Regions from separate parts of the Homo sapiens genome. Here regions 1, 2, 3 and 5 are each linked to region 4. Evidence: chromatin contacts called from ENCODE Hi-C or POLR2A ChIA-PET data. All regions are on one chromosome and are shown on one strand. The core of a region is the stretch at or near the end of the contact, and the rest is flanking DNA. Distances in the headings are between cores, read along the strand shown. Region 1 overlaps LOC124900660 (a long non-coding RNA gene). Region 2 holds the start of KIAA0232. Region 3 holds the start of WFS1 (wolframin ER transmembrane glycoprotein). Region 4 holds the start of ABLIM2 (actin binding LIM protein family member 2). Region 5 holds the start of MAN2B2 (mannosidase alpha class 2B member 2).

Region 1 (4,405 bases), core at 897-3,396, 1.5 Mb after region 4:
CCCTCATCAGAGCCCGCACACCAAGATAAAGATTTCTTCTGGCCGGGCGCGGTGGCTCACGTCTGTAATCCCAGCACTTTGGGAGGCAGAGGCGGGCAGATCACCTGAAGTCAGGAATTTGAGACCAGCCTGGCCAACATGTTAAAACACTGTCTCTACTAAAAATACAAAAATGGCCCGGCATGGTGGCTCACGCCTGTAATCCCAGCTACTCGGGAGGCTGAGGCAGGAGAATCACTTGAACCCAGGAGGTGGAGGTTGCAGTGAGCCGAGATCGTGCCATTGCACTCCAGCCTGGGCAACAAGAGAGCGAAACTCCGTCTCACAAAAAAAAAAAAAAAAAAGGTTTCTTCTGTGTGCATGGCTCAGCTCTGTGGTCCGCTAGCGTCCTTCCTCAATCCGCTTCCAATCTATGGAATCAGGAAAGACTGAACCAACCTAGATTTATTAATATTTTAGTATAACATAATACAGTGTTACTTACTATGGCATTGACCGTATATACCCTTTTGCTCCTTGGAAGAAAGGCAATTAATAGCTATTATGTGAGTTAGTAAAATAAGCCCAGGATTTATGAGTGTAACTAACCTGTTCCCATTGGTTTTCCTTGTCTCCTACAGGCAGAGAGCTGATCAAAACAGCAAAAGCAAAGCAGTGCCCCTGGCCCAGTTCTGAAGCCAACCTTCCTTAACCACGCAGACCCATCCCTGGTTAGGACTTGCTGTGGATTCTCAGGTGACTCCATCTCAGGATACAGGGACTGAGAGGGTATATGCAATATCTCAGACCCAGAAACCGTTGATTCTGTCTAAAAGCACAGCAATAACCACATCCCACCCTCTTGATTTAAATGAAAGTGTTTGGGAGAATAAAAGATGAACCTTTTTTTTCTTTGTCAGATCTTGCGCTCATTTGGTTCTGGTGGGGAACAACAGCTATGAGAGAACAAGTGTATTCAATTAGAATTAATTCCCCTCTCTTATTCTCATAGCTGAGCAGGGCTCAAGTGCCTCTCATCTGAAAGAGGTAATAAGATTTAATCTGTCTCCTCATCTACCTTCTGCAAGTATACTCAACAAATTAGCTCTCTGGACTCTTCCAAATGGAGTTTTATGAGGCATTTGCTAAGGTAAACGTTTTAGACTTTGAACACAGTTCAGATTTCAGGGGCAGTACTGAAATATGAACTGTGTTGCTAACTGCCCTGCCTTTCAACTCAAGACACAATAACTTTGAACTAAAATAATTATATTTTTGTTGTTTTCCACTCTGTCCCCAAGTCTATATCACCACCACCGCTAATCCCACCCCGCAGGAGCTAACTCCTCCTTCCTGTCCCTGCAAGATCAAAACTCCTCCTGGAAGCCCCGCTAGCTCTGTCTGCTCACCTTCATGGCAGATATCGCTATTGTACTTTTATATTCATTTGTATCATAAGTACTTCAATGTCCACTTCTTCCACGAGCCCCTGAGACCCTGGAGGGTCTGGACCACACCTAGTTTTTCTCACTGTTACATCTGCCTTGCCAGGCGCATGGTAGGCGCTTAGTAAGTATTTGGTGAACGAATGGCTTGTTTGGTGACAGTCCAAAGGCTGGAGGACAGAGGGAAAGCTCCCTCCTGTCGGGCCCCAGACGGGTGGCGCTGATGGAGAGGCGGCTGGGATAAGGCCTCCAGGACCGAAGCGCGCACCCATAAGGCCCCTGCCAAAAAGACCTTCCTGAAGGCGGAGGAACTGCGAGAGTGTCTACTTTGGCCCAAGGCCTGACTCGACGATCCCAGGGACCCTTGCCCTAACCGGCCCCGCCTCCCGGGCCCCAAACCCGTACTCGGCCCCGCCCAAAGCTCCGGCTCCTAGGGCCCGCCCCTGGCCCCGCCTCGGCCGACCATGGCCTTGCTCCTGGGCCTGCCTCAAACCCTCCGCAGGTAACGCCTCCCGAACGTGAGCCACACTCCGATTCCCTCCTCAAACCCCTCCCCGTTTCCCACACCCTGGACCCCTCGCTCCGTCTCGGCCCCGCCCCAAGCCCAGCTCCGTCTCGGCCCCTGAGCCCAGCCCCGACCCACCTCCCAGTCCCTGGGTTCCTCCCGACACCGGCGCCTCCCTAAGCTCCGCCTCCCAGGGCCCGAGCAGCGCCTGGCCATACCCCCATGGCCCGCCTCCTGAGCGTAGCCCGCAGCCCAGACTCGGACCCGCCTCCCGGACCCTGGGCCCCTCCCCACGTCGGCCCTCCCTAAGCTCTGCCTCCCAGAGTCCGAGCACCGCCTGGTCATGTGCTACGACATAGTCAACGCCCCGCCCCGGCCCCGCCTCCTGAGCCCTTCTCTGTGCTATTGTTTTCTTCTTAATAAAATGGGGGATATAATGATAGCTACCTCTTAGGGTTGTTGTCAGAGTTGAGTACAAAAGCCTGTGGATCAGTGCCTGGCTCATGGTAAATGCATGTCGGTGTTAGCTACTGTTTTTATTCGGTCTGAAAATGTTTAATAAATGCCTTTCGTGAGCCCGGCACCATGGATCAGCAGTACCCATGACAGATGAGGCTCTGCTTGCATGGGAGAGCCAGAGAACAAACAAATAAATGAATAAACAAGAAAAGACCAGATGAGAGTAGCTTTAAAGCCAATAAAACAGGGAAATGGTGAATGGAGTAACTGGGGAGAAGAGTCACCAAAGTCGGGGAATCAGGGAAGCCTTCCCCAAAGAGGTGGCATTTGAACTGGGGCCTGAGTGGTGAAGCAGCTAGCCATGGGAAGGGCTTGGGGAACAGGATATGCAAAGTCCCTGTGGTGGAAACAAGCCAGCTGTGGTTGAGGAACAACAGCAAGGCAGCCAGTGTGGCTGGAGTGGAGTGAGCAGGGTGGGCAAGAGGTGAGGGAGAACAGGCCAGAGAGAGGGATTAGGACCAGGTCTTGTAGGGCCTTTTACGGCATGGAAGGAGCTCTGAAGCAATGAAGTGCCTTGCCCCGTGTCACATACCAGCCGAGACAGTCTGCCTAACTCGGGAGCCAAAGCTCGCTGCTGGGCTTGAGGCCCCTGTAAGAGGACAATGTAACCCAGGCTGGTATGGGCACATTCTGCATTTCCACTTAAACTCAGATGGCAAGCCCATCAAACCTTGGTGCCATGGCTGCCCTGGTAATTCCTGGCTGACCAGTGCAACCAGGGAGCTGGCCCATGACCTGGGTGGCAGCTAAGTAGCCAAGACTAATGTGGCCAAGAGTCAGTCTTCTAGCCTTCTTCCTGTGACTCATCCAGGTGCACCTGCAACATTTGAAGGTCAGGCTTTCAGCTGCTGTGGCTTCCACTTCCAACTGGCTCCACGTCCCCAAGGAGAGATCACATAGCGCTTTGCCAACACATTCTATTGCACGTTTAATGTTCCTGTGAATGCACCCTTGAGATTTCTCTCTCTTCCCTCCACATAGAGCTTAGAAGCAAAGTTAAGAGACTCATCAGATTCTGAGCTTCTGTGGGATATTTTGCAGAAGGTAAGAGTCCCAGAGTCCCTGGGACTCATGACCCTGCCTCCTGAATCTCTCCGGAAGACCTGAGAGAAGAACCACAGATGTGCTTGTACCCTTTAAAAACACCCCTGTTCAAAGAACAAAAACATTGAGTCAGCACTGCAGGTGGGTGTCAGCACCTCCGATAGCTCCAGCACTTTTGTTTTCTATCTAAGACTTAGACAAAGACATCAGTATATACAAAAATCTGCATAAGAGGGGGGAATCTAGGGAATGTTTTTTAAACCATCCACAGCAGAAACAGAGATGACAGGTGCAAAACAGCTTCTAGCATTTGGTAGATGCTCAGAGAGTTTCTTTTTTCATTTATGAGGCCTGTCCTGTCCACTCCTGTCTATTCTAGACCTAAATGGGCCCTTGCTTTGCCCAGGGTGGGGTTTGCACTCAAGTGCATCTGCATGAAGGTGAGAGGCAGGATCACCACCCGGCCCAGCCACAGCCTGACCTTGGCCTTGAGGGCCAAGTGCAGATCACCCTGCATCCTGGGTCTTCACCTTCAAAGGGCCATGAGCCCTTCAGAAAAGACAAAGCAACAGACTCCCTCCCAGAAAGAAGTGCACCAGAAGAATACGTTTTCCATACAAACTCAGGGGAGGCAGACATCCTCCACCCCCACCCACCCAGCCCATCCTAGGAGCCCCAGTGAAGAATTCCTGTGCTAGAGGTGAACCAAGATTATCCACGTGGAAAAGATGCAGCCACAGCAGGGAAGACTTTCAGGGCAATACAGTAGGACAGGGCTTCAAGCAGGGAGATACCTGAAGTTATCTTGCACCCTACTCTGAGTTTCACCCTGAGCCTCACTCTCGTAGGTGGTGAAGCATGAAATGTAGGGAGAGCTGCTTTAAAATCCAGCAAAAGGCTGGATGCACTGGCT
Region 2 (4,437 bases), core at 1,686-4,185, 1.4 Mb before region 4:
GAATCCTCGCTAGCATCGAACATCCAAGTCAGAGGGCACTCAGAGTCGTCAGCTTCCTCCAGCATTGCCTTACCCGGCTGTAGGGGTTAAAAAGCTGTGGCAGGTGCTCCTGAGACTAGAGAAATGAAATGAATGATCTCAGACATACACAGGAGACAATGGTTTCTTCTCAGAAAATGCTGAAGGGGGAGTCTACCGCCTCCACACCAACCCTGCCTTAACGCAGGAGTCCTCTGGCCTCATTTGCATTCCCTAGGGATCTTAGCCCACAAGAGGGAGAAAGCTACTGTTCTCCTGAGTTTAAGTTGGCTGATCTCTACCCGGGAGCCTGAAGGAAGGTCGTAGGCAGCGTGGCACACTACAGGGGGTAAGGGGCTCATGCAGAAGAGCCCTGTTCCTGATTGCTCAAGGGAAGGTGGGATTGTTTTCTCCCTGATGTGCACTCTGACTACATCACAGATGATAGTTCAGTCCTGCACCTACAAACTGGCAGGCTCCGTGCTGGGCTCTGGGCATATGAAAATAAGCACCACAGGCAAAATGCCTGCTCTTGTGAGATACAGGTCTTGAGTGAGGAGGCTGAGATGAATGAGGAAACAAACATACAAACGAGATGATCTCAGATACTGATAAGAGCTGTGAATAAAGAAACAAAATATAGCAGTGGCATCATGACTGGGAAGGTTGGCTACTCCAAACTGGGCATCTAGATGTCTCTGGGCAGGTGACATCGTAGCAGGGCCTTTAACAAGAAGGAACCAGCCACGCAGAGGTCTGGGGAGGGAGTTCCTCACAGAAATCAGCAGATGCAAAGGCCCTAAGGTTGGAGTCAGCTGAGACTCCTAGGATTTTTATCAAAATAATTTGGAGGACAGGAGGCTATTTTGTTAAGAAAACAAAGTAAACAAGACACTTTCTTTCCCTAATCTGTCATCTTTCCCCACCAGCTCCAAATCCTATTAATACAAGATAATTCCTACTTAAAAACCTCTTCTTCCAAGAAGTCTTCAGGTTCTACTAGTTCATGGTAGAACTAGTATAAAAACTGGTCTGTGGCAAAGTAATAAAAAAAAAGGTCAATAAACTCTGTGTGTGTGTGTGTGTGTGTGTGTGTCACTATACAGGTGCCAACCGTGTTTCCTTTCTTCAGAACTGAGATATACTGTTATTACTTTTCAAAAAATTTTGCTGTTAATACTCTTTTGTAAAATATGATGTAGATGACAGATATGTCACCAATGTAGCAAAAATCAAAAGCTGACCATCCTTTGCAAATCCCCCATACTTTGGTCTGTGAAATCCTGGAGCCTGGAGGCACCTGTGAACTAGGCTCTGAAGCTCTGCTACTCTCCCCTCCTCTACTCCCAAGTGGCCCTGGATTTCCCATACCCTTTCCATTCTCGACACTGTTTTTAGAGTTTGAGTTCCAGGAGCACAGGGACTGTGCGTTCCCGGCACTGAGCCAGGTCCACAACAAGCACTCAGAAGAAACTGACTGAATGAACGTGTGATTTATGACGATATACATTCACCTGAGCGAATGCTCAGAGAATACAATTAGAAGCAAACTGGTTAAGGGAGACAGTAGTGTAAAGGAAACGAAACCCCATATTTCAGAGCCAGGAGCCTGGGTTCACATTCTGTCTCCTGCAAGAGGTGGTTTAGCAAGGTCAGAAGGCCCTGTCCACTCGGTAGCAGCCAGGCTTGGGTGAAATCACTTTCTTTCAGCCTCAGCTTCCTCACCAGTTAAATGCGGATGACAAAGATTTGTCCCACGATTTTTGTAAAGAACAAAAAGATATGTTCGCAGAAAAAACACTCTGTAGATAGTACGTAAGCGACAGTTCCTCGGTTTGTCCTTCCATGGATGCATGGAGCATCTAGCCAACTCAGCAGATGACCCCTCTCCAGTGTTTCAGCATCTGCTTCTCCCACAAGCCCGTGAGCTGGTGCAGGAAATTCTCCAACAGGTTCTGAACAGAAAAGCATAGTGCCTGGCACCTAGTGGGTGCTGCATAAATGAACAAATGACCCCAGGTAAGTCACTCCTCCCATTGGACCTCTTTCTTCTAAGTAATCTCCCTTCCTTTTCCAGGTCCATGATACTTATTTGCTTTTTTAGAACAGGCCTAGGAGTCACATTTAGGGAAGGTAGGTGGCTGTGAAGACACTTTGATTAAAAGGTTAATGCACATTTTTGGTTTCCACTTTCGAAGCTTCCAGAATTTATTTTTGCCTAGTTAATAAAAAAAGAGCCATGTCACATTTCTTTAGCTTGTCTTCTGGGTTCCTTAACAACAACAACAAAAAATTAAAGTCTTTATTTTAAGCCGCCTACTCCAGCCATCCCAGGACGCGGCGAGGAGGGGGCGCGGACAGGTGGCGCGCGAGCCCGGGAAGGCGGGGGCTGCACCGGGCCGCGGGCGGGGCCGTGCACGCCGAGCCCCACTTCCCCAGCGCGGGCCGGGGGCGGGGCGCGGCGGCAGAGTTCGGGGGCTTCTGCCGAGGGCAGTCCCACGTGCCCCTCCGCGGGAGACGTCTCCTCTCCGACGCCCAGCACGCTGGGGGGCTCCCGCTTCCTGCCTGCCCTCTCTACTGCTTGCCCTCTCACCTCCCAGCGGCTTCCGCCGCCCCGGCCAAGCTGCACGGCGCGTCCCGGGCCCTAGACCCCCACCCGCCAGGCACCAGCCCCGGCCTGTCCCCTCGCGCCGTCAGCCCGCGGCCCACCGCCCGCGCGCGCCCGCAGCCCAGCCGGAGGGAGGGGCAGGGGCGGGGACCGGCCGGCGCTGATGTAATCCCGGCACCCGGGCGGAAGGATATGGAGCGCGCCCCTGGTTGGCGGGGCGCTGAGGCCAGTTGCCGGGTAACGGAGCGGAGCGGCTCCCGGCGCGCCGCCTCCCGCCCTCCGCGGAGTGGCGCTGGGGCCGCCGCCGCCGCTTTACGTAAGGCGCAGGCCAGGGCCGCCCGGCGCTCGGCAGCCGCCCGCAGCCCCTCGGAGCCAGAGGAGAGGCGCCCCCGCCGGCCGCCGCGCCGCCCGGCAGCCTCGGCAGGTACTGCGGGCAGGCGGCGGGGAGGGAGGGCGCGGAGCAGCCCCTCGGCCGGGTGGGCGCGGGCCGGGGAGGCCGGACGCTCGCCGCCGTGGGGCTCCGGGGCCAGCCCGAGGGAGGCCGGGCCGCAGCCGAAGGCTTCGGGGTCAGCCCAAGGGAGACAGGGCCGCCGCCGTGGGCTCTGGGGCCAGCCTAAGGGAGGCCGAGCCGCCGCCGAGGGCTCCGGGGCCAGCCTGAGGGAGACCGGGCCGCCGCCGGGGGCTCCGGGGCCAGCCTGAGGGAGGCCGGGCCGCCGCTGATGGCTCCGGGGCCAGCCTAAGGGAGACCGGGCCGCTGTTGATGGCTCCGGGGCCAGCCGAGGGAGGCCTGACCGGCCCCGATCCTGGTGGTGCCCGGGCGTGCGGGTGAGCTGTGGGCCCTGGGACCCCCGCCCCGACCCCAGGACGCCGGGACACCAGCTTGCGGCTCTTGCGCCCGGGTGGGCTGTGGACGATGAGTCCGCACAATGGGTTGCCGTTGGCTGCCTCCTGCCTGGGGCAGGTGTCGCCGCGCCGGGGCGGCTCTTCTAGGGGAGACGAGGCGGGGGTGCTTAGACTTGATAGGACGTAGAGCCCCGAAAGTGGGCGCGGGAGGAAGGCTTCGGCCGGTGGGAGGCGCCCGGCGTCCCCGGCAGCGGGGTCAGGCCGGCAGCCTGGGCCGCTCGCTCGCGTTCCCTCCGTTCCCCTCCCCTCCAGCATTGTCCTTTTGGGGCCCCGGGAAGGGAAAACCGCCGGGCGGGGGAGGAGGGCCGCAGGCGGGCGGGGCCGGGAGGCCGGCTGAGCGACTGGCGCGCCGGCCTATGGCGCGGGGCGCGGCGCGGGGGGCGGGCCTGGCGGGCGGGGCCGGTGCGGCGCAAGGTTTGGCGAAGGTTACAGCTGGAGCTAGGAGTGACAGGCCCACAGTCATCCGTGCGCTGCGCGGCAAACCCTGTCGCGAGGGCGCCCCGAGTTGCTGCGGGGCCTGATCCGGCTCCTTTCCAACAATACGCGTCTGCAGCCGGCATTTCTAGAGCTCTCTGCTTCTTCCCGCTGGAGAAACCAGTGTGTGTCGTGTTGGAATGCTTCGTCTTGCCCTAGAATTCAGCTTGCGTCTTGTGGTGCGCAGGTGACAGGACCTGCCGAACTCTTGGTACAGACCCCTAAATCATGGCAGAACTGTCTTGATTTCTTTTTTGCCACCTTTCCGTTTTTGTCCTCTATAGGCAAGCTATAAAGATTTAACCCAGTTAAAAACAGGAGGGAGATTCAGCGGAGAGGAGGCATGCGAGATTCTTTGGAAAAAATTATATAAATGTAGTTCTTGCTAATAATTACCTGGGTTGGATACTTTGACTTACTGTTCAAGTTCCTAA
Region 3 (4,652 bases), core at 740-3,239, 1.9 Mb before region 4:
TTCTCTGTCTTGCCACAGTGGATATTTTCTCTCTTTTGTCCACATAGATGAATCCTGTAGTAGCCATGGTAAGGATCCTTGATCCTATCATCAGAGTCCCTGGACATTGCTCCAAAGTCCCCTAGGAACCACTTCAACTTTTCTCCCCTTAGATGTGACCTGTTCTTTCTGGAACTCTGCAAGACCGTCTCTTTATCCTTGGCATCTGGGATTTCCAGGGACACGTTCTCCTGGCACTTTGCTCACCTCTGTTTCCCCTCCAGCTCTTCCTGGAGTACCTGTCCTTTGTGCAATACACCTCCTGGAACTGTCTTTCCAGTCTCTGCTTTTTGTCCTGATGATTTTCATGTGCTTTTCCTCTACATCATGAAGCATTTACTCCACATTATCTTCCAGTTTGCTCATTTGTCCTCACCTCCACTCTTCTCTTTCTGAATTTGCCTGTTGCTTTTTCAGTCTCTTAGCTCCGTGGAGTATGTTCAGTGTTGCTGTGTTCTGATAGAGGCTCCTTAAGCCATCTTGTAGATTTTTTGTTGCACTTCCTCTCTTCCCTTAGACCTCCACAGGAGGAACTTTTCAATCTGTCCTCTTCTCTCTGCTTAATGAGCCCCTGCAAAGGGTTTGGGAAGTGCTTCAGCCTCTCTGTGATTGTGTGTTCACATTAATATTTATTATTTTCTTAAATGTGCATAAATCTCACAATGTGAACAGTGATCATCTTTGAGTGATTTTTTTTCTCCTTTCTACTTTTAGTAATTCTCCAAATTTTCTACAGTTAGTGTGTGATAAGGTGGAAAGACATCTTCAAGACTTTGGGCAAATAACTATGTCTGAGCCTCAATTTTCACATCAATAAAAAATGGGCTCAGTGCCACCTCCCTCCTTGGGTCACTAGGGGGGCCCTTGAAAGCTGTGAAAGCCCCTAAGCCAACCTGGACAGAGCAGGCGAGGCTGACGGCAGGTGTTCTTCCTTCCTCTGTGAGCCTCACAGGGTCACACGTGAACATTGGGGATCGGGGGTGGGCAGTGGGGGCAGCTGGAGAATCAAATGAGGTGACTGACATGAACTACGCCGCTTTGACAAAAGTCCTCCGAAGTAGTGTGTTCAGAACTCATCTCCAAAGCCATCTGGAATATTTGCTCCCAACATGTTGGTAAGCATTATCTCTGACAGTCACTCCGAGCCCCAGTTTCTGCTGTGATAACTAGGACAGGTAGCTCAGGTTGGTTGTGGGGACCAGAGACAGAGCAGGCAGGGTCTCACGTTCCCCAGGGCCTCTCAAGGATAGACCCTCGCCCTCATCTCCAAACCACGCCTCCCAGACAGGAACCAAACTCCCAGAGTCTCCAAACTGCCTGAGCCTTGCCCACTCCCTGGGCTAACACACACTTTAAAGGAATCCCACAGTCACCGTGTGAAAAGCTTGCTACACTGCATTTGATTCTGGGCACTGAAAGCAGTACTTGGCTGCAGACACTCGTTTCAAACAGGCCCCATTTTTCCATCTCTGCTGCTGTTATTAGGGGAGCCCTTAGACTCTCTTGCAGCGCCGGAATAGGCGCTCAAGACGTGTGTTAATATTGCAACAGCAAATATAATGAATCTGCAGTTGGGGACGCTGAGGCCGGAGTGGTGGATGAAAGGTGGCCGGAGCCTTTTCCACGGGTCCAAACCACCTGTTACAGGAGAAGGCGAGCGGCCTCGCTAAGCAACTGGACGTTCCGCGGGCGGGGCGGGGGCGGGGCCGGGGCCCGAGTCCGCTCGGAAACTTTCGCTGTGGGCGAGCCGGACCCGCCTTCTGGCCCCTCGGGCCCAACCACGCAGGGGGAGTGCCGGGCCGCAGCTAGGCGAGGCGCACCGTGATTGGCGGAGATGTGGAGTGATTGGCGGCTACACCGGCCACTCAGCAGGCCGAGCTGGCGCCGCATCCGGGGGGCCGCGTCTGGAGTGGAGGGAGGCCGAAGGCCCCGCCCCTGCCCCGCCCCCTCGTGCAGAAGGCCGCGCTAGCCGGCTCTTCAGCAGCGAGTGCAGATTGCTCCCCCGCGGCCGCAGATCTCCCGTTTGCGCCGCGTTCAGCTGCTCCCGAACAACTTTTCTGCCGGCCCAGAGGCCCCAGGGCGTCGCAGCGCCGCGTGCGGCCCACTCACGGGCCGGTGAGTACTTCGGCGCTGGGGCAGTGGCGCGGTGGCTGTGGGCAGCGCGCAGGAGGCGGGCAAGAGCCCTGAGGCACTGTCCTCTTCGGGCCTCAGTTTCCCCTTCCGAGCTGATGGGTGGCTGGCCCCAAAGTCCCGACAAGGTCCCCGAAGTTGGAGGGCCGGGGGTCCCGCCCGCTCTGCAACGCGCAAGGCGACCCCTGTTCCGGGCCCGAACGGGTCACCCGGGGGGCGCGCCCCGGTCCCCCGCGCGCTGTCGCCTGGAGCCCCGCCGCGGGCGGGACAGCAGGCCCGAGAGGCGGAGCGGCCGGCGGGCAGGCCCCCTCCCCGCGCCCCGCGCCATCCCCCCCGAGTTGCCCCGTCATGCCCCTCCCCCGCGGTCCCGGGACCCACGGCCGCCCTCGGTGCCCGCCCGGCCGTTGGAACGCGCCTGGGCCCCCGGGAGGTGTTGTGGGGGGGAAGGGGGGTTCAGTCCCCCAGGGGGACCCGGCCCGCCCGAGGGGCAGCTTAGGGGTCATTCTGAATCCCCACAGCCCACTTAGGAGCGCTGTGGCAGTTCCTCTCTCTCTCGGGGCCCCTCAGTAGAGAGTTGAGGGGTTTCAGTGGCAGCACCTGGACCCTGCCTCGTATGAACTCCACCCTCTGGATCATTAGCTTTTTGTTTGATCAACGAAAACTTTCTGGAGAATCCTACCCAGCCCTTTTGGATGTGATGGCGCCCTGGCCTCTCACCCACTTAGCAGATGATGTTATGAATTCCAAGGAAGTCGCATTTGTGCAACCCCCCACCACCCAGATTTAACCCTCTCAGTAGCCTTAGGCGGAGAAGTTATAGTCCCCGTTTGACACCCCAGGAAGCTGAGGCTCAGCAGGGTTTGGTGCCAGCCCAGGACCACGAAGCTGATGGGGCAGAGCCTGGTGTGAGGCCTCTGCCCTATCTCTCCAGAAGCAGCCCCGTCTCTCCTCACCTTGGACAGTGACCCCTGGCATTTGGCCCAGGGCTTTGCAGTTTGTAAAGGGCTTTCTCTTATGCCAGCATCCATCACTCAAGGAGCTGTGCCCTGGGTACCCCATGTGCTGGCTGCCTGTTCTCTGCAGCAGGAGAGGGAGCCCACGGGAAGCCCAGAGGCCACCTTTGTCACTGTCGCCACCTGTTTACTTCTGTGTCCAAGGGTCTGTGATTCCCATGGGGTCTCCGTTGTATCCAACCAGGGATTTGGAGGGAGGCTTCTCCACATTTCAGCCTCTTTTCCCTACCTGCTGGTTTGTCCTCCCTTCGCAGACACAGGAAAAGTTGGCTGGGAGACCCCATCTCACCTTCTTTCCCAGGATGGAAGAGCATGGAGGGCGTCTCTGACTTAGGCCTCCCCTGCCCATCCCGGACCAGTGCTGGACAGGCTTCTGGGGCTGGTCACAGAGGGGACCTCAGCTCAGTCTCAACCCCCAGAGATGTCTGCACTGCCAGACAGACCCGAAACACCCATCCTTGACGGTGGCAATAAGAATCATAATAGGTCGGGAGCTTTATGCCTACACGGCTCCCCTCCCCTCCCACTTCCCTACTTCCGGAAGTGGTACCACCACAGCCAGCCAGCCCCAGCCACAAACCAGACCACCCCCTGTGCCCTTCATTCCTCACTCCCAGTTGGGTCTCTCCTGGCTCCTGAGCCTCACTCGGATGCCTGCCCTGGTTCAGGACCCTCGCCTCTCCCTGGACGACCCCCAGGCTCCTCCCTGGTCCCGATCCGGGCCTGGCTGCACGCAGCCCTGCTGGTTCTTCAGCTGCCACTTCCCTCTGGGCTATCGGGTCAGGTCCGCCTCCCGAGCCAGGAGCCGGCATTCTTTCGGGCCCTCAGGGACCCGCCTCGCTGCTCACTCAGCCTCTCCCTCCTGTGTCCTCTCTCCAGCAGTCACCTCCCAGCCACCTGCGTGTTCCTGGCCACAAGCCTGGCTCACTGTCCCTCTGCTGCCTCCTCTTCTGGGCACAACCCCTGCTGGAATGCCCAGCCACCTCCCAGCTTGCCTGGCTCCTGCCTGCTTGTCCAGAAGGCTCAGTCAAGTCCTCCTGCAGGATTTCTGGCCTGCCTCTTCCCACAGTGGAGTGAGGGCCCCCTTCTGTGCCGTCTTTGTGGGTGTCTGTTTAGGTGTTAACCCTTCCCATCTAGATGAAGCTGCTCCAATGCTGGCCCTGGACAAGACTTCTCTAGGGCAGGGGGGCCCAGCACAGTGCTTGGCACAAGATGGACCTACCCTCAGTCCACACCTGCTGCCCATCCAGGCCAGGCCTGGAGCAGGTGCCAGGTGTGTGGTGGGGGCTTGGCCACTATGGCCGTCATGAATGCTGCTTGGGGCAGTCCCAATTCAAACCCCTCTGTTCCTGTGAATGTGCCACATTGGATAGAGCTGGAATGTTCCTTGGTTTGTCCCTTAATACTCTGAGCAAAAATAGGTACCTGGGATCCATCAAGGGCTTTGTGCCCTTGTCTTGAGGAGCAGCC
Region 4 (4,447 bases), core at 654-3,153:
GGGCGACAGGTGGCCCGGAGAGCACACATTGCCAGTTCCAAAGGGCTGGATTGATTCAGAGGGTCTGAGCTGAGCTGGCCACCCAGCAATGACCATCCCAAACTACCGAGGGCCTCCCAGGTGTGGGGCTCTTCATGTTGTACCTTGTCCCCTCCAGGCAACCAATGCTACTGCTCTTACAGGTCAGGAAGCCAAGCTCTGGAAGGTGCCACCTATGCCTAAGACCACCAGGCAGTCACCATGGTTCAAACCCCAGTCTCTGCCCCCAACTGCCCCAGTGCCCCCACACCCCTTCTCGTCAGATGCAGAGGAGAGATGCCAGCACTGCTTCTGAGGCTCTCCCTGATGACAGGGGGGACCACAGGTATCAATTATGGCCACAAGAAGCATAAAATTACTCTGTGTGCACCCAGCCATTATCCCCACCTGCCATTAGATAAATGTGTCTGGAGGTTCTGCCAAGTCTCAGGGTGCCCTGCTCCCCAGCCACTCCCAGATAACTAGGTTGGCCATTTCAGAAATCCTCTTCCAAAGGGTTCTGCCTCTGACCTCCCCAACCGCCTGCCATTGCTCTCAGCTACTCCCAAAGGCTCCCGGCAACGCCGTCCCTCCTTCCTTGGATTGGAGGGGGAGGGAGACAATCTCCCCAGGGAGGGGAGTCCCTGGCCCTTAGCCCCCGCCCCCTTCTAGGCCTACAGCCCACAGGAAGCTCTTACTAAATTCACATTCTCTCCCCAGTCCGATCTCCCTCAGGGGAAGCGGCTGTCCCCATTGGTTTCTGCACCATGGCCAAGGGCCATACTGCAGTCCCTGGCGCGACAGGCTTAGAGGAAAGAGCACAAGAGTCAGTGAGCCCGGGGTTCGAATCCCCGCCCCCCCTTCCTGAGCCAAGCAAGTGACTCAAGCCTGGTGCGCCTCGGGTCACACCCTGAAAAATGGGGTGACAGCCCTTCCCTGCCGGGAATGCAACGACAAGCCCTCAGCCCGGTGCGGGCCCCAGGAGGCTCTCAGATCCGGGCATCCTCAGGCCGCCTCCAGGGCTCACCGCCAAGGGCTCCAGTTCTAGGTCTCAGTTTCCCCAACAGCACAAGGCGCGGCTGGGCTCCAGCGCTGTGGGATTTTTCCAGCCCCGCACAGAGGCTGTCAGATCCCGGAGGGTGGGTGCGGCGGGAAAGGCAGGGGTGCGACGCGCAGGGGCGAGGGGCTGGAGACGCGCAGAGATCGGGTCGGGGCCGGGTCTGACACATGCGGGCTCCGGGTCCCCAGATCTGCTGCGGAGAGTCCTGGGCGCCGAGGGTCGGCCTGACGCCCCCAACCCAGGCGCTGCCAGAGCGGCGCAAGGGCGGCGCCCCCAGCTGCAAAGCCCCGCCTATCATCTCACCTCTGCGTGCCTAGGTCTGCTGGGGCCCCGGCCCTTCGCCCGGACCCCAGGCCCCCGCGCGGACCCTGACCGCTTTCTGCAGCCTGGAACAACCCGGACCCCCGTGAGAAGCAAAGAAGGGGCGCCTTCCAGACATCCTGGCGCAGCCACGCCGGCCGGCGCGCTGGGAAAGGATCCCCGGCCCGCGCCACTGAGCTACGCGCTCCGGGCGCAGGGCAGAGGGCTGCGCTCTGGCCCCTCGGGGCTGCAAAATCCTGGAGCAAAAGTTGGGTGGAGCCGCTGGGTGATTTTCCCCGGCGTTGCAGGTGCAGCCTCCGAATGCCACCCAGCCCTTGCGGCGCCGCGAGCCAGCGCGGGGACCCGTTGGTCCCTCGGTCCCCAGCACCCACCTGCACTCATCTCAGCAGCCGCTCGGAGTCGGGGCGGCCCGGCGCTGCGACAGCCAGACCCTCGGGCCCGCAGGTGCCGCGCCCGCGCTATCCTCCGCCCGCCCGCCGGCTCCGCGCCCGCTCCTTGCGCACACGCCAGGCAGCGCCGCCGCAGCCCCACGGCGCGCAGGCCACGCCCGTGCCACGCCCACTCTCACGCCCCTCCTGGCGGCCCCGCCCCGCGCCCCCGCTGCCGCCCGGGAGCACCCTGGGAAGTGTAGGCACCTCGACGCCACCGCTCCGCCTGGCTCCCCAGCTGCGGGGCGATCGGACTACAAGTCCCAGCACGCTTCGCGGCCAGCGCAGGCGCAGACGGGCGACGGCGGCTGAGGCCTTTCGCAATCGTTCTTAGATCTCTGCAGAGCTGTCGCCACGGCCTGAGGGGCGACGTGGGGACTGCCGCTCACGGAATCCGGGAGTCGCTAGGAGAGCGGCGCAGGGAAAAGCGAGCTTGGTGCAGCTCTTCTTGAGTAGTCGAGCTACAAGGCGCCTGAAGACCTTCTGGGCCAACTCTTCTTTACCAGTTTACAGAGAGGGAAACTGAGGCGGGGGCGGTGCTCGGGCAGGATTAGCCCGCATCCGTCGGCGAGGCTTGCACTGGTGGGGATTCGTGCGCAGGTTTCCTGCCTCCGGGCTTGGGCTGTCCGCGCCTCGCCACCCACCCCAGGCTCCCGTCGCTCCTCGCCGGCTGGCGCCCAGCTGGGGGGTGCACCGGGAGAGGTGGCGCGGCTCACTTCGGCGCAGTCCCCGGCCCCAGCCTCCACGGTGACCGGCTACCCTGTGACATCAGGCGCCCAGCACAGGGCCTGGACGCGGGTGCAGGAGAGGGAGTCAGGGAACGGGGAGGAGCAGGGGTCCCCACTGTGTGCCTGGTGCGACAAAAGGCGAGCTGCAGAGAGGTCGGGAGGAGCCGGCAAACACAAGGATGCCCACCAGGCGCGGAGGGCCTGGGCTGGAGGAGCATTTAGGATGCAGAATCGCGGGAACCTGGCATGGAGAGAGAGGCCAAGGACTTTTGGCTTGGGCCAGGGCTGTTTGGAGATGCTTTCAACAAGTGGAAGAAGATTGGGCACAGAAAATGTAGACTGAATGGAACACTGAGGCAGGAGCAGGTACTCCTCCCCCTCCCTCAGCAGCAGCCATCTCCCCCAAGAGGGGCCAGGATGGGAGGCCAGGAGTACAGTGGCTCAGTGGGGGAGCTGAAGTCCTGGGGAACCAGCCAAGCCCCACACACCCTAGAAATCCAGGAGGCCCAGCTAGGTGATTCTGCCCGCAGCCGCAGGGTTCCCATGCCAGTCCACTGGGATCTTGTGCCATGTAATTGAGGGGGCGCCAGATCTAAGGATCAGTGAACTAATGTGTGCCATGACCCAGTGTGAGTTGAGATCAATAAATGTCTTTGCTTTGCTATTATTATTCTCTGTGGCTAACATAGGGCCTGGCACAGAGCAGGCAGTCTGCAAATATCTGTTGAATAAACGGAGAGAAGGATAGAGGGGAGGGGAGAGTGCTGGCACCTGGCACTCCTGGATCATAGCCTGAGAGGTAGGCCAGGCACCCACCTGCCGTAGGTACACCCTGCTGCCACTTGCCCTCTAAGGAGCTCTCGGTCAGGCTCCCCCGCAGCCTCTGTTTCCTCCCTCTGTTTCCAAAGGCTCCTGAGAACCTCCCAGGGGTGCCATGATTTCCCCCACACAGCCTGGTGAGGACGGCAGGGAGCCCTCACACCTCTCTGCCAAGACCCTGTGAGCCAGAGGGTGGATGTGGGTGCCCCATTCCAGACTGGTTCCAGAGCCCAGGACAAGGGGCTGGGGAGCCTTAACAGTTCTCAACCTGGAAGGGCCTCGGGGCCATGTGGTTCCAACATCTTCTTTCACAAGGGCAGAAACCAAGGCCCAAAGACATACTGCCTCAAGTCACCCAGCAAGTTAGTGACAGGGTGGGGCTTGAGCCAGGTCTTTTCTTTCCTTCCTGCTCCGTGTCTGCTGAACTGGGACTTCAGCGAATCTGCTGGTTGAATTGAATCGATTGAAACAGACTTGGTTCTCTGTCCATGGTACTACAGGCCAGGTGTGACCTCAGGCAACTTGCTTGCCCTCTGTGTGCCTCAGTTTCTATATCCTTCAACTCACAGTGCATACATACCCCTTAGGATTCTCAAACACCTTCAGTGTGCTGGGCTTTCTAGTCCTAGTGAAGAAGATAGACAAGAAATCATTTCACATGCCACAAGATTCATTCTAGAAAAATGCTGCCCCTCTTATTTTTTAGCAGGCCTGGTGGGGTGTCAGGGGGTCTTCAAGGGGCTCATGGACACAGGGAGGCCCCAAATATGTCAAACCAAGGTCCTTTAAAGGTTTATTAAAAGGGGACCGGGCGCGGTGGCTCGCGCCTGTAATCCCAGCACTTTGTGAGGCCAAGGTGGGAGGATTGCTTGTGCTCAGGAATTTGAGACCAGCCTGAGCAACATGGCAAAACCCTGTTTCTATAAAAAATACAAAAATTAGCTGGGTATAGTGGTGTGTGCCTGTGGTCCCAGCTACTCTGGAGGCTGAGCTGGGATGATTGATTGAACCTGGGAGGCGGAGGTTGCAATGAGCCATGATCGGACCACTGTACTCCAGCCTGGGTGACAGAC
Region 5 (4,524 bases), core at 1,111-3,610, 1.6 Mb before region 4:
ACTTGCAAAGTCATCTCTTGTGGGGGAAACTTGCATTCTGTAGAGAATCTCCTTACTTACTAGCTCTTTTCCAGAGAGTCTGATACCTTTTAAGGTCCCCAGAGACATGCACATCTATTCTCTCTGAAGCCTGCTAACTGGAGGCTTCATCTATGTAACAAGAACCTTAGCTTCCACATCCCCATTGTCTTAACTCAAGCATTTCTTTCTGCCGACTCCAACTCTTCAGGTAAAGCTTAACTCTTTTAACCAATTGCCAATCAGGAAATCTTTGAATCCTCCTCTGACCTGGAAGCACCACCCACCCACTTCAAGATGTCCCACCTTTCTGGGCCAAACCAATGTATACTTTACATATATTGATTCATGTCTTTGCCTGTAACTTCTGTCCCCATAAAATGTATAAAGCTATAGCCCAACCACCTTGGGCACCTGTTCTCAGGACCTCCTGAGGCTGTGTCACAGGCCATGGTCACTCCTATTTGGCTTAGAATAAACGTTCTGAGATATTTTAGAGTGTGGCTTTTCTCGTCAACCAAATTCTACAAAGAGCTTGGGGGGTGGGTAATGTTGTGGAGCCCATCTTTGGCAGATACAGTCTGCCAAAGATTGTGACACTGCCTTATCGATAAACTCAGTGGCTTAACACAATTAAAGCTTATTTCTCCCTCTTGTCACAGCTCTTTGGGTTCCTCATGGTTCCATGTGGTTCTTCAGAGCCTCCATTGGTGGCTCTAACCTCCCTGAGGTCCTCGGAGTGCCCTCCACTGGAGCAGTGGGTGAGTAAGAGAGCAGGGCTCACCCACAGGAGGTTGTTAGGGGCCAGCCTGGAAGAGGAGCACAGTGCCCGCCCCCACCCATCCCATTGACTAGCACTTAGCCACGTGGCCGCACCTGGTTGCAGAGGCTGGAGAGTGGAGCCCAGCTGTGAGCCTGGCCGGTCATGGGGACATGTGTTAGTGAGTACTGTCCACGTCAGGCTCAGACCATCTGACCTGAGGCTATGGGGATGCAGGGGTCCCCAGGGGGTGGACAGGACAGAAGGAGGAGGGAGACCTGCTTGGAGAACCTGTTCTCAGTTTCCATTTGTTACATAATGGACAAGAGGACCAGCACTTTTGCTCAGAGCTGCAGCTCTGGTTCCGCTAGGAAATGCCAGGCAGGGGCACAGCCAAGTGGTTCTCAGACAGTAAACCCCAAGCCACAGACCCTTGCTTTCTTGGGCAGGGAGTAGTGGACAGGGCTGACTCCAGGCAACAGTCCCAAACAGGCTGCACCAATGTGACCGCACCTCCCCTGAGTGCAGGCAAGGGGTGCTGTGCTCACGCTCTCAGCCTGGGTGCATCCTTACTTTGTTCACAGCTCCTCTATCGGACCCATTTCACTGAGGCTCAGCGAGGTTACCTATGTCGCCCCAGGTCACCATCCAGTAACCCAGAAAGCTTCTCTTGGCTCCTCCACTAACTGCGTGATCTTGGACAAGTCAGTTACTGTCTCTGAAAGCCAGTTCTCCTCCTTAAAATGGAGACAGTTGAGCCAGGCATGCTGGTTTATGCCTGTAATCCCAGCACTTTGAGAGGCGGAGGCAGGAGGATCGCTTGAGCTCAGGAGTTTGGGACCAGCCTGGGCAACATAGTGAGGCCCCCATCTCTATAAATTTTTTTTTTAATTAGCTGGGTGTGGCAGTGTGCCCCTGTGGTCCCAGCTACTCAGGAGGCTGAGGTGGGAGGATCACTTGGGCCCGGGAGGTCAAGGCTGCAGTGAGCCCTGATCGCGCCACTGCACTCCGGCCTGGGAGACAGAGTGAGATCCTGTCCAAAAAAAAAAAAAGGAGACAGTCCCATAACAAGCCCCCCATGGCGCCGCCCAGATGGGGTTTCGACGCCAGGGAGAGGAGGGAAAGGGTTATCAGGGAAGGTTCCTGGTGGCAGAGCTCACAGGGTCCGTGCTGAGCCGAATTTTGCACGGTAGCCTCAGAGTCCCGGAGCCGAGTCCAGAGGGCGGGATGCAGGTATTGCGAAGAGGCACACGCTCCGAGAGGAACCACCAGAGCGTGGGCTTTGGGCGAGGAGGGGTCTCCTCTGGTTGGGGGAGATCTGGCAGGCTTGGGGGAGATGGGGCTGAAAGGATGGACAGGGAGGGAAGGCCAGAAAGCTGGAGACGGGGATGGAGAGCTAAACCGCAAAGAGCAGGCGCCCTGCCCCGCTGAGGGCCCCGCGCCTCCAGCTCCTCCTTCCCGAGCTTCCCGGGGTCGGCGTCCAGCCGGCAACCAATGGGCCCCGCCCCCGCCCGCAGCCAATGGGCCGCGTCCCCGCCCGCGCGGCCGCCCCGCCCCTCGCGGACCCGGAAGTGGGCCTGGCACCTTCCCGGCCTGCCGCAGGGATGGGGCAGCTGTGCTGGCTGCCGCTGCTGGCACCGCTCCTGTTGCTGCGACCGCCAGGGGTCCAGTCCGCCGGCCCCATCCGGGCCTTCGTGGTGCCCCACAGCCACATGGACGTGGGCTGGGTCTACACTGTGCAGGTAGGTGCCGACCACGCCCCGCGCGCCCCTGAGGCTGCAGCTTCCCTCTCCCCGCGGGATCTGAGTGTGGGTTTGCGTCCCGGGGCCCGATGCCGGCGCAGAAGGAGGCTCAGTGGGTTCAGGACCCCACGCTGCCATTGACTGGTTGCGTCGCTAACTTCGGGCCAGTCACTTCCTGCCTCTGAACCCCCATTTCCCCTTCTGGAGGGTGGTGCAGATTGGAGGGACCCCTGCATTCCCGGCTGGGGAGGGGCTTGGGGGTTGACAGTGGTAACCCATTTTCCAGGGAAGCCTGGAGCAGGAGAGGGTGGGGCTGGCTTCAGAGCAGGTGGATGTCAGGTGCCCGCTGGGAAGGGGCCGGGCTGGTCCCCTGCGGGGCTGAATATTGGAGGCCAGCTCAGCGTCCTCCGCCCCCCAGGACAGGGGTGAAGGTGGACCTGTGGTCACCTCCTGGTTCTGCTCAGGACCTTGGGCGAGGGGCTTTGGTCCCTAAGCCTCAGTTTCCCCATCTGTAAAGGGTAGGGGAAGCATGCCCACTACAGCCAGTTTCCAGAGGAGAAAACCGAGGCCCAGAGAGGGTTGCTGCCTTGCCCAAGGTCGCTCGGGAATAACCCTCATGCCTCCTGACTCCCTGCTCGGTGCTCCTTCCATTCATGTAAGCACTCTGTGGGCACCCTGTGTGCAGGGCCCTCGGGACTCGGATGGGAACACACTACAGCTGTGGTCCTTGGAGCTCCCAGCCTTGGGGAGGCAGACGCCTAGACGCCAGGGACAGCCTGGGGAGCTCTTCCTCTCAGCACCAGCTTTCCTCATTTCAGCCCCAGCAGGCCCCTTTGGGGTCACTGGACCACACCCCGACTGAGGCCTAAGACTTTCCTGTGCTGCCCCTCAATGGCACACTCAGGGCCCAGCCCCCCAAATTGCACACTCAAGGCCCAGCTTGCTCACCCCTCTGAGAAACTGTCCCTGACCCCTGGGCTGGGAGGGCACCTGTCTCTGCCCATGTAGGGTGTCTGTTTCCCCGTCCCTCTCCCCCAGGAGAGCACGATCCCATCCAGTGGGGAGAGCCTGGTATGGAGCGAGTGCCTAATAGCTGTGTGGGGGGTGAGCAGCAGGGAAGGAAGGGCAGAGCCCCCAACCCCATGCAGACACACCTGGCGAATGGCAGGGGCCCCAGGGACACTTGGTCTTGTTGGACCGGGGCTGGCATGATGCTGTCCCCTCCCCAGGAAAGCATGCGGGCGTACGCCGCCAATGTCTACACCTCAGTGGTGGAAGAGCTGGCCCGCGGCCAGCAGCGCCGGTTCATCGCTGTGGAGCAGGAGTTTTTCCGGCTGTGGTGGGATGGCGTCGCCTCGGACCAGCAGAAATACCAGGTAATGAGGTCACCAGGTGACACAGTTGGCCCAGTATCCTGGCAAAGACCCAGGTGGAAAACTCAATGGGGCAGTTCTAGCCAGGGCCAGGGCCAGGCTGGCATAAACCACAGGGCCAAAACCCCACCGGGCTATTCACAGCCTTGTTTAGATCAAGGTTCACGGTGAGTTCCATGCCTGGGAGAGATTGCTTTCAATTTAATCCTGAATTTCTGTCTATTCTTGAAAAAACTGCCAGCTCTGGCAACCCAGCTGTGCACTTCCGTGCCAGCTGGCACTAAGTCAGCAGTGCCCCCTGACACCAGGCATCCCAGGTGTCCCCAAGCCCTCACCCTCTTCTCTCATTTGTGTTATCTGCCTGGCCCCCGGGCCCAGGGTCTGGTGACCCTTGATGAGGGTGCGATAGTCCCTGTGGTTTGAGGGTAGGCAGCAGGTTGCTTCATACAGCATGGAGAGTCAGAGTCCCCGCTGCACAGTGAGGCAGCCTGGGTCCCATCCTGCTCCCGCACCAGGGGACACGACTAGCCCCTGCGAGCCACAGATTCCACTTCTATTAAACGGGGGTGACCGCCCCATTGCAGAAAAGTCATGCCAAGAATGAAGCCCTGGCGTGAGCACCCAGGACGAT

Evidence for each region. Hi-C counts contacts between places; a loop is a spot of excess contacts on that map. ChIA-PET counts read pairs that join two places held with the same protein, here RNA polymerase II (POLR2A). Pooled maps may share reads with other maps.
Region 1: a loop to region 4 is called in a map of naive thymus-derived CD4-positive, alpha-beta T cell, with 22 times the contacts of the local background. The contact joins the enhancer-like site here to the promoter of ABLIM2 in region 4. A Hi-C loop is called at or near these places in 1 of 168 maps with a recorded cell type or tissue (naive thymus-derived CD4-positive, alpha-beta T cell) and 7 of 50 pooled maps. POLR2A ChIA-PET finds 5 or more read pairs at or near these places in 1 of 52 experiments (activated CD4-positive, alpha-beta T cell).
Region 2: a loop to region 4 is called in a map of ascending aorta, with 7 times the contacts of the local background. The contact joins the promoter of KIAA0232 here to the promoter of ABLIM2 in region 4. A Hi-C loop is called at or near these places in 4 of 168 maps with a recorded cell type or tissue (CD8-positive, alpha-beta T cell, ascending aorta and naive thymus-derived CD4-positive, alpha-beta T cell) and 12 of 50 pooled maps.
Region 3: a loop to region 4 is called in a map of CD4-positive, alpha-beta T cell, with 7 times the contacts of the local background. The contact joins the promoter of WFS1 here to the promoter of ABLIM2 in region 4. A Hi-C loop is called at or near these places in 2 of 168 maps with a recorded cell type or tissue (CD4-positive, alpha-beta T cell and breast epithelium), 1 of 37 single-sample maps with no recorded cell type and 14 of 50 pooled maps.
Region 5: a pooled map shows a loop between it and region 4 (17-fold over the local background). The contact joins the promoter of MAN2B2 here to the promoter of ABLIM2 in region 4. A Hi-C loop is called at or near these places in 1 of 37 single-sample maps with no recorded cell type and 9 of 50 pooled maps. POLR2A ChIA-PET finds 5 or more read pairs at or near these places in 2 of 52 experiments (activated B cell and activated CD4-positive, alpha-beta T cell).

The regions. Positions count from the first base shown.
Region 1 is chr4:9,689,670-9,694,074 of GRCh38, forward strand. LOC124900660 (a long non-coding RNA gene) reads left to right here. Exons shown (of 5, transcript XR_007058019.1): 5 at 621-885. It also overlaps the pseudogene FAM86MP. Among named protein-coding and RNA genes, the nearest start is that of DRD5, 90 kb to the right of the region's middle. RefSeq lists silencers at 1,872-1,951, 2,012-2,061, 2,072-2,221 and enhancers at 2,529-3,039, 3,040-3,549. Within about 2 kb of position 2,147, at least 31 of the 41 ENCODE cell types and tissues checked have a DNase peak (open chromatin) inside an H3K27ac peak, as active enhancers do.
Region 2 is chr4:6,779,792-6,784,228 of GRCh38, forward strand. KIAA0232 reads left to right here and starts at 2,936. Exons shown (of 10, transcript NM_014743.3): 1 at 2,936-3,050. RefSeq lists silencers at 2,316-3,195, 3,256-4,025.
Region 3 is chr4:6,267,861-6,272,512 of GRCh38, forward strand. WFS1 (wolframin ER transmembrane glycoprotein) reads left to right here and starts at 1,990. Exons shown (of 8, transcript NM_006005.3): 1 at 1,990-2,154. RefSeq lists a silencer at 1,968-2,077.
Region 4 is chr4:8,156,910-8,161,356 of GRCh38, forward strand. ABLIM2 (actin binding LIM protein family member 2) reads right to left here and starts at 1,904. Exons shown (of 21, transcript NM_001130083.2): 1 at 1,771-1,904. The coding sequence starts at 1,780. RefSeq lists silencers at 1,621-2,110, 2,451-2,510.
Region 5 is chr4:6,572,829-6,577,352 of GRCh38, forward strand. It overlaps MAN2B2 (mannosidase alpha class 2B member 2), which reads left to right and starts at 2,361. Exons shown (of 19, transcript NM_015274.3): 1 at 2,361-2,520; 2 at 3,750-3,896. The coding sequence starts at 2,383. LOC105374365 (a long non-coding RNA gene) reads left to right here. Exons shown (of 3, transcript XR_925098.3): 2 at 681-779; 3 at 1,363-1,510. RefSeq lists enhancers at 557-1,325, 1,326-2,093, 2,094-2,862 and a silencer at 2,151-2,610.